Regions from separate parts of the Homo sapiens genome. Here regions 1 and 3 are each linked to region 2. A link is a contact called in ENCODE Hi-C or POLR2A ChIA-PET data. All regions are on one chromosome and are shown on one strand. Each heading gives the region's core, a stretch centred on a gene start or an enhancer-like site at or near the end of the contact. The rest is flanking DNA. Distances are from core to core; before and after follow the strand shown.

Region 1 (2,700 bases), core at 100-2,599, 660 kb before region 2:
TCAGAGCTTCCACTCTGTCCAGCTGCGGTACTTTACAACATGGGTTGGTAAACTAAGATCTGAAATAAGAATAACCGTTGAAACGGTTGAAAAAAGATCAAAAGGGCCTGGCTCAGTGGCTCACACCTGTAATTCCAGCACCTTGGGAGGCTGAGGTGGGAGGATCACTTGAGCCCTGGATGTCCAGGCTGCAGTGAGCCGAGATCATGCCACTGTACTCCGGCCTAGGCAGCAGAGCAAGACTGCTCTCTCTGTCTTTCTTTAACCCTCACCTTCCCTTCAAAACCTAACAAAGACCATGTTTAAATCAATAGAAGAACATTTTATGACGTGAAAATTATATGAAATTCAAATTTCAGTGTCCATACATAAATCTTTATAGGAACACAGCCCATATTTTCTATGACTGCTTTTGAGCTCCAATGGCAGAGTTGAGTAGCTGAGAAAGAGATCTTATGGTCCACAAAGCCTAAATATTTACTGTACGGCCCAAAGAAAAACTTTGCTGAGCCTGCTATACAATAAGGGCTTCATGATTAAATAACTGGGTCGTACACCAAGATTCTGAACATATAGGCAGGCCCTCTTAAGTTTAGTGTCTTTGTGTAATGGAAGTAATAACTATTTTGCCTTTAAGTTGCCATAAACATCAAATGAGATAATGCACTTAGAAAATAAAAACAAAAAAAACTTATAAACAAGACAGCTTTATCATGTATTGAAGGTGGTAGAATAAGAAAACATTAAACGTTTTTATTCTCATTTCCCCTTCTTTCCTTTACAGCTTTCACTTAAACTTGAAATTTCAAGAGAAAATTCACTTTTGAAGTTTTTACTTTTCAAGTGATAATAGGGTCACAGGTTCTTTCCTTCCAGTCTTTTTGTGTTGCTCCCACTCCCTTTTCTTTCTCACATGTAATTTTTTTCCATTTTCTTTAAATAGTATCTCAACTGGGCTCACAATAGCTCAGGGAAGGAGAAACTGGGACATGCCTGATTAATCCATTTTACAGGCCAGGAAACTGAGGCAGATCCCAGTTGCCTCCGAAGCTCTGACTCAGCAGCATGCAGAGAGCCCTGCCGCTCTCTGCGCCTTTTCTAAACAAATAGAACAAAACTAACCTTGCCAGGTTTCCAAGCTTGGATCTCTAACACTCCTTCAACGTTCACCCCGGCGTTCCTCCCCGCTGCGCCCCCTCCCTCTCCTTGCCGCCCCCTCCTCGGGAGCAGGTGGTAGGCTCCGCGCCCAACGCGCAAGCGCGCGGCATCGTGGGGCGGGGGTGGGGCGGGACTGAGGGCGGAGTGTGAGCGGGCTCGGTTTTGGGCCGCGGCGGGAGCGGGAGTCGCCGCCACTCGAGTGCGCAGGCGCCTGGCGATTACCGGTCTCACCATGGAGCGGAAAGGTGAGCGGTGGAGCGGCCTCCGCCACGAGGGGCAATGGTCGCCGGGGCGAGGCCCGGGTCAGCGCCGGGAGCTTCGCTTAACTGCCGCGGTTCGGTTCCCGGACGTGCGGCGCCCCTCCACTGAGGTGGCGCCGCCCCACACCCCCTGCCTCTGGGCTGCGGGTCCGCGCCCCTCAGTCCGGGCGTCCTCTGGCGCCGGCCGTAGCCGCCCCTTGTTCCCCGCCAGGCCGGCTCGCGCCTTGGGGCCACTCCAGGGCCCGGCCCTTGGCGGGCGACGCAGACCCCCACCCGCCCGCCCCCTGACCCGGCCTGAGACCCCTCCGGCGCATCCCGCCCGGGCGCTGCTCTGCGCCCCGTGGGCCGCCAGCCCCACGGCCGGCCGCCTCGCCGGAGCCCGCAGCCGCCCCCGAGGCAGGCCCCGCAGCCGGGCCTGGCGCCCCTGCTGGGTCTCCACCCTCACCTTGGTCGCCTCCTTTCCTCCACATTCGCCCTTCATCCATCCCTCTCTCCTGCAGTGCTTGCGCTCCAGGCCCGAAAGAAAAGGACCAAGGCCAAGAAGGACAAAGCCCAAAGGAAGTGAGTCTTGTACCCCAACATCCCATTCTTTGGATTTTCCTCCGGCACCTTCTCTGCTCTGGTTTCACGTCTTGAACGTGCACCGGGTTTGGGCACCCTGTGGCTGCAGCCACATGGCCTCGGGGCAGCTCGGAGGGTCGCTCTCCAGCAACCATGTGGAAGAGAGCTGCTGTTGCTCAACGCCAGGCCTGGGTCTTAGCAGCCCCGGGCCTGCTGGAAAGGGCTGTCGGAGGAGGACCAGAGCCCGCCCGGTACCTTTCCTCCCCAACTCCACAGAGGAGGCACAAACTCCCCTAGCTTGGACCTCCCCACCGGAGCTGGTAGATCATTATCGGTCTGTTTCTGAACTCTGGTCTCTCTTACCTGCTCCCCAACGTCTTAACTTGCCTCCGACGTCTTCACGGTAGGCCTTAAGGAAATTCTTGAATGAATTTTTCCGTGTTTACTTTGGGTTCTACCAACCACACACTCCCTTTCATAGAGGAGGGCATGGGGCTTTTCCCTGGGTTAGTCAACTTCCTGAGCCTGTAAGGCGTATCGGCTTTTTTGCAGTGTGCCGGCAGACCGCTGTGTATACAGTCGGTGTCTGTTAACTGCTTCTCTTCTGTCTAAACCTCAACCAGATGCAGATAATCTTCCGGAGTGGACATCACAATAGTAACGGGAGAGTTCTTTAACAAACATTGATGATTCTGGTTTGGCGTATTAAGCGCCACATGTC
Region 2 (2,700 bases), core at 87-2,586:
CACAATTTCACAGACGGAAGGAAACTCAAAGATCATCTAACCCAACCTCATCACAGTCATGATGAGAAACTGAGGTCCAGACTGAGGAGGGGACTTCTCACAGGTCCCTAAAGCACAGCAGTGACAGAGCTGGGACCACACACTGGATTGACTGGATTCTGGATTGATCCAGAATTCTCTGATGCCTCCAATTATTACTACTTCATATTAATCTCTATATCCTCCTTAGCACCAGAAAGGTGCTGGACGCTTGTAAGTCATGTGCTGATTGACACTGAAGGGCTGGGATCGCAGAGAGAGATGCCAGTGGGGGTGATTTTAGGATAAAGGCAGACGTGGAACGAGGGTCATACGGCTACAGGATAAAGATACTGAGGGTTGTGTACAAGGTGAGTGCGTGGAAAACTATTGGAGTAGGGCTTAGGAGTCGCCAGCAGAGTTTTGAGGGGAGTCACCGAGTTTGTGGGGAACACAAGGTAGAATCGGGGGGGTTACTGGGCCAGGAGGGTTACCCAGGTTTGGGGGTCACTAAGGAGGAGTGTGGGGATCTCAGGGTCATGTGAGTCACCGGATTAAAACTGAGGGAGTCACTGGTTGGTGGGTCTCTGAGAAGTGCTGGGGAAATTCCTGGGTTAGCAGCCAATGAATAATAACCAACGGTTACCTGGTGAGGTCTTGGGGTCAGTGGGTGGGGTGTGGGGTCACAAGGGTGGAGGCGGGCGCCGTCACGGGGTGAGGTTTGGGAGTCACGGGGGAGGAGCCGCAAGGCGGAAAAGAGGGGCAGGGACCCTGGGTGGGGGAGGGGGCCCGGCCGCGGTCCAGCGGCCAGGCCGCCCTGCTAGGGCCGGAGGGAGGTGGGCACGCCGGGCTCGGGACCTTCCCGGGGTCCTGCGCCCGCCCGGCCTCCCGCCCTGGGCATGGTTGGCCCACTCCTCCCGCAGCCACCAACCTGACAGCCCCCGAGGGCGACTCCGCCGACAGACCGCCATGCACCGGGCCCCGCCACCAGCGCCGGCCCCACAACCCGCCTGCGCCATAGCCCGCCCGCCCGCGCGCAGCTTGCCTCGCGCGATATCCAGGTTCCAGGGCCGCCGCACTTTCCTTTCCTCTTGGCGCGCCTCTACCGGGCCCCGGAACCCGTATAGAAAATACCGGGCACGGTCCACCCCGCCCCCCGCTTCGCCGCGGCAGCCATCCAACTTATCCTGGTTCCGGGGCTCCTGGAGCCCAGGCGGCCGGGATCTGAACCGAGCTCTTCGGAGCCCCGCCCCCACCAAGGCCGGGGTGACGCATGGCCAGCGAGGCTGAGCGCCCAGGGAAGGCGTGCTGACGTCACGACGCCCGGGTCAGGGCCTGGGCGCGGCTCGGAGCCGGGTCGTCGCTATAGCAATCGGGAACCGCTACCTGTCCATTCCAAGGATTCGGTCCAGCAGAAGCGTGAGGAGGTGGCGGAGGCCCCGAGGGCTTTGCGTCATCACTTCTGCGGCCTGCGGGCGAGAAGGTGCGCTTCGGGAGTAGCGCGGGAGGACAGGAGGCGCAGGTTGTGAGGGACGCAGGCCCTGGGGCTTCGGTCTCTGTCCTCCGAGCTCAGAGCCTCCAGGCTTCTTCCCGGCCGCGCGCTCAGCACTCACTGTCTTACGGTCCCGAAGCGCTTTAAGGTGCGCAGTCCGCAGGCCTTGCCTACTGATCTTCCAGCCACCCCTTGAAGGAAGCAGTTGCAGGTATTAAGAGCTCCTTATTGAAAAGGACGATGTAGAGGGGCGGTGAGGGACTCGCCTCCGCAGGGAGGGCGCCCTGGCGGTCTTCTCAGGTTCTCTCTCATTCCCGCGTCAGCTCCACCGTCAGGCTCGAAACCGACTACTCCCTTTTGTAGGCTTGCTTTGGGTTGAACATAAAAACCAAGCCCCTTTACTATTTCCCTGCTGGGAGGGGCTGCGATTGGGAAATTTTCAGAAACCTGAGGGAAAATTAAAAGGGAGCGAGCTTTCGGTAAAAAATCAAATTAAAAAGGAGGGGCGTTAGAGAAGGAACTGGTAAAGATTGCCTTTTAGGAGAGGAACTGGGTGGCTGGAAGAATGAGGTGAGAAACTTTCCCCTCTCTATCCTTTCAGACTTTAACTGGTTTCTTTTGTATCTTCCCCGCCCCGAAAACAATTTAACTTAATAAGAATAATTTTTAAAGGACGTAAACTAGACACAGTTACAAAGTACGGGGTTTGGGGCTTGTGGTAGCTAAAGGTGTCTTTGGGGATGCGGGCATCCTTTTCCTCTCCTGCCTGAAGAGCTTAACTAGAAAGCCCCCCTTTCGGTCTTAGACATCCCCTCTTCCTGACTTGTTCTGGCTGGGACCAGAGTTCAGTTTAGGTAGGCCAGTGAGTGACATTTGATGGTTAGAATTCCTACGGTTAGAATTAATCCCTTCTGTATCTCCTAGTATGGAAATAAACTGCCTGGCCACTATGCTGCCCTCTTTCCATTCCTTTTTGGTGGAAGTTTGACAAGTTATTTCCCATAGAAAATAACTTATAGGCCGGGCGCCGTGGCTTAAACGCCTGTAATCCCAGCACTTTGGGAGGCTGAGGCGGGCGGATCACGAGGTCAGGAGTTCGAGACCAGCCTGGTCAACATAGTGAAACCCCCCCTCTCTACTAAAAATACAAAAAAATTAGCTGGGCGTGGTGGCGGGCGCCTGTAATCCCA
Region 3 (2,700 bases), core at 196-2,695, 940 kb before region 2:
TAAAAGCACTTTTTCCAAACTACAAAGCCCTCTTACTTTTAATATTTCTCACAACTACCTTAGGAGATGGTGTAGCTATTATCATCTACACAGAAGCTCAGAAAGATGTCACTCAACGTAAAGCTAGTAAGTGATAACGCTACAATTTGAACCCAGGTCTTCCGATGCTCAATTCCTCTCAGTGGGAATTAAGAACACCACAGAGGTGCTATGGTCTGGTACAAAACGAGGCTCTGGGGCAATCTAGGTTCTAATCTTGGCCCTCTGTGACCTAGAGAAAGTCCCTTAAGCTCTCTATGCCTCCATACTCCATCAGTAAAATGAGGGTAACACAATCTAGCTCTCTAGGTGCTACTTGTTAATAAGGTATTATTAACATCTTTACTTGAAAGGCCTTCCAATCCCAAAGTGTGACTGAAACAAACAAAAAACCAATTTGGCTGAGGAGCAGTGCCAGGCGGGCTGGCACACACCCCATTTGGAGCCAAAGGAAACAGAATCATCGCAGCAATTCTGTCCGGGTTCCAGAGGCCCTTGGCTACTGGATTCCTTACAAATGCCAAGTCCCTGGGGGCAGACAGGGCCAACAGACCTGCTTCATCACCCACCCCTCCAAAGGCACCGAGGCCCTAGAAGAGGTGAGAACATCTGCCTCCACACCGACCCCAAACAGCGCAGACAGGCGGTGCGGCGCCCACTTTCATGAAAGCCGCTCCATCTTCTCCTTCCCCACCTGCCACCTCCTCGGCTGCTCAAGCATCTCTCGACCATGCAAGACTCTACACAGACGTGTTTTGTCCCACCCACGCCTCCAGACACCGGGGAGAAACTCTAGAGGGGGAAGGGACTGCTGATGAGGGAAATGAAAAGAGTTTCGCCCACAAGGAGCTTACAGTCTAGACGAGTTTTTTGGCGGGAGTTTCTCAACCTACACAGCCCTTCCCACATACACACCTCCAAAATATCTCCAACAACCCCCGCCCCCCCAGATTTCCCCTCGGCACCCCCTGACCCCTCGCTCACCCACCCCATCCAGGTCCCCGAAGAATGAGGAGCTTCTGCAATTAGACTGTATCCCCTGCACCTCACACAAGATACTCAGGAGACAAGGAGGACCCCAGCCAAGGCTCCTGCTCCTTTAAGGGGGCACCTCTTCCAGAAGAATCTTGACCCCTCGGAGAAGAAAGGAGGGAAATAACATCTCCTCAGAGGGGAGGGGCGAGCGCACCAGAGACAGCCTGACGTGGAGTCCGACCCTCAGACAGAGAAAGCGAGCGCCAGCGAATGAGCGGGGCGGAGAGGCGAGAACCCATTGGCTGCGTCACCTGCCCGTCAGAGGGACCCAGGGGACCTAGGGCCGCTCAAGGGGCGGGACTCTCGTCTGGCCAGGCCAATTGGAAGGCGTGGCGGGGGCGGGGCTTAGCGGCTCGGAATCCAGGGCTGGGGGGGGAGACAAGATGGCGGCTGCGGGAGGGGGTCCTCGCTTCTCAGCTCCCCCGCTCACCCGCCTTCTCCTTCCCTGCCGCCGCCCTCGCTCCAGGAGAGAGCTTTCGCACCGCCCCCGCCCTGCTCGGAAAGCCCCCCGCTTCTCCGGTTTCCCCCCGTGCAGTCCCTGGTCCCCGAAGGCCCCGATGCCCCCGCCCCCGCTCTGTCCGGCCCCGCTGCCGCCCCCATTACCTCAGCCGCCTGCCCGGCCCCACCGTTCGGGGCCCCTGGGCGCGGGCGGGCAGGCCGCCGAGCAGGTCGGCGCGGCCCGGGAAGCGGAGCGCGGTCTTCTCCCGCGCCTGCCTCCGTGGCCTCCGCCGTGCCCCCTCCCGGCCCGCGCTGGGGCCCCGGCCCGGCCGCCGCCGCCGCTCCCGGGGGAGGAGGGGGAATGGAGCCGCCGCTGCTGCCGCTGCCGCCACGGAGCCCGGCCGAGGGGAGGGAGGGATCAGCCCCCAGGCAGGATCCGCCCCTCCGGCCTCCCCCCGCCACCTCCACCCCTTCCCTCGCTCCCTCCCTGACTCTGCGGGCTCTCCCGCTGAACAGGAGCGAGAGCGCGAAAGAGGGGGAAACGGGAAAAAAATCCCCCCGCCCGTGCCTGGCGCGGCGGCGGCCGGGGCGGTGCGGAGAGGAGCGCGGAGGCGCCGCCGCCGCCGCCACGGGGCACCATCCCCGGCTCGGCCTCACGGTGGCGGTGCGGGCGCGGCGGGGACACCGAGCAAGAGACCGGGTCTGCGCCCGCCGCGATCCCTGCGCACCACGGCCCTGCCCGCCACGGGGCGAGCCCGATAAGAGGGCTGTGGACGTTCGGGTCTAGTTGGGAGAGACAGGGGTCCCTGACTCTTGAGCGGTCAGTCATTTCCTCCCCAGTCCTTGTGGGTGACGTGGCTACGGTTTGGAGCAGCAAGCCCCCTCCCCGAACTAAAGGGCCTCTCCAAAGGTTAAGCCAGGGCAGTCATTGAGGTCAAAACCAATATGTAGTTTCTTGACTGCAGGTGCCTGCACGACTCCCAGAAAGTCGCGTCTCCCCTAACCCCCATGCCCAGGACCTGAGGACAAAGGTCTAGCGATTGTCCATCCCCTCCCCCAGTGAGGACAGCCGGGAAAGACCTGCCTTTGTTGTGTACAGGTGAGCGTCTTGTTCCGCACCACACATCTTTTAAAAAAAAAAAAAAAAAATCTGACTTTCCGTTTAAAAGGAGTAAACAAAAGTTTGAC

The links. A loop is a pair of places that touch in the nucleus more often than their neighbours do. ChIA-PET counts read pairs that join two places held with the same protein, here RNA polymerase II (POLR2A). Pooled maps may share reads with other maps.
Region 1: a loop to region 2 is called in a map of naive thymus-derived CD4-positive, alpha-beta T cell, with 21 times the contacts of the local background. The contact joins the promoter of SRPK1 here to the promoter of SCUBE3-AS1 in region 2. A Hi-C loop is called at or near these places in 1 of 168 maps with a recorded cell type or tissue (naive thymus-derived CD4-positive, alpha-beta T cell) and 9 of 50 pooled maps. POLR2A ChIA-PET finds 5 or more read pairs at or near these places in 1 of 52 experiments (H1).
Region 3: a loop to region 2 is called in a pooled map, with 15 times the contacts of the local background. The contact joins the promoter of BRPF3-AS1 here to the promoter of SCUBE3-AS1 in region 2. A Hi-C loop is called at or near these places in 8 of 50 pooled maps.

The regions. Positions count from the first base shown.
Region 1 is chr6:35,919,747-35,922,446 of GRCh38, reverse strand. SRPK1 (SRSF protein kinase 1) reads left to right here and starts at 1,349. Exons shown (of 16, transcript NM_003137.5): 1 at 1,349-1,403; 2 at 1,919-1,979. The coding sequence starts at 1,391. RefSeq lists silencers at 1,007-1,066, 1,097-1,686.
Region 2 is chr6:35,258,091-35,260,790 of GRCh38, reverse strand. SCUBE3-AS1 (SCUBE3 antisense RNA 1) reads left to right here and starts at 1,336. Exons shown (of 4, transcript XR_001744102.2): 1 at 1,336-1,501. ZNF76 (zinc finger protein 76) reads right to left here and starts at 1,056. Exons shown (of 14, transcript NM_003427.5): 1 at 950-1,056. RefSeq lists silencers at 624-943, 954-1,073.
Region 3 is chr6:36,195,948-36,198,647 of GRCh38, reverse strand. BRPF3-AS1 (BRPF3 antisense RNA 1) reads left to right here and starts at 1,445. Exons shown (of 3, transcript NR_187147.1): 1 at 1,445-2,611. It overlaps BRPF3 (bromodomain and PHD finger containing 3), which reads right to left and starts at 1,904. Exons shown (of 13, transcript NM_015695.3): 1 at 1,678-1,904. RefSeq lists an enhancer at 1,150-1,199 and a silencer at 1,550-2,289.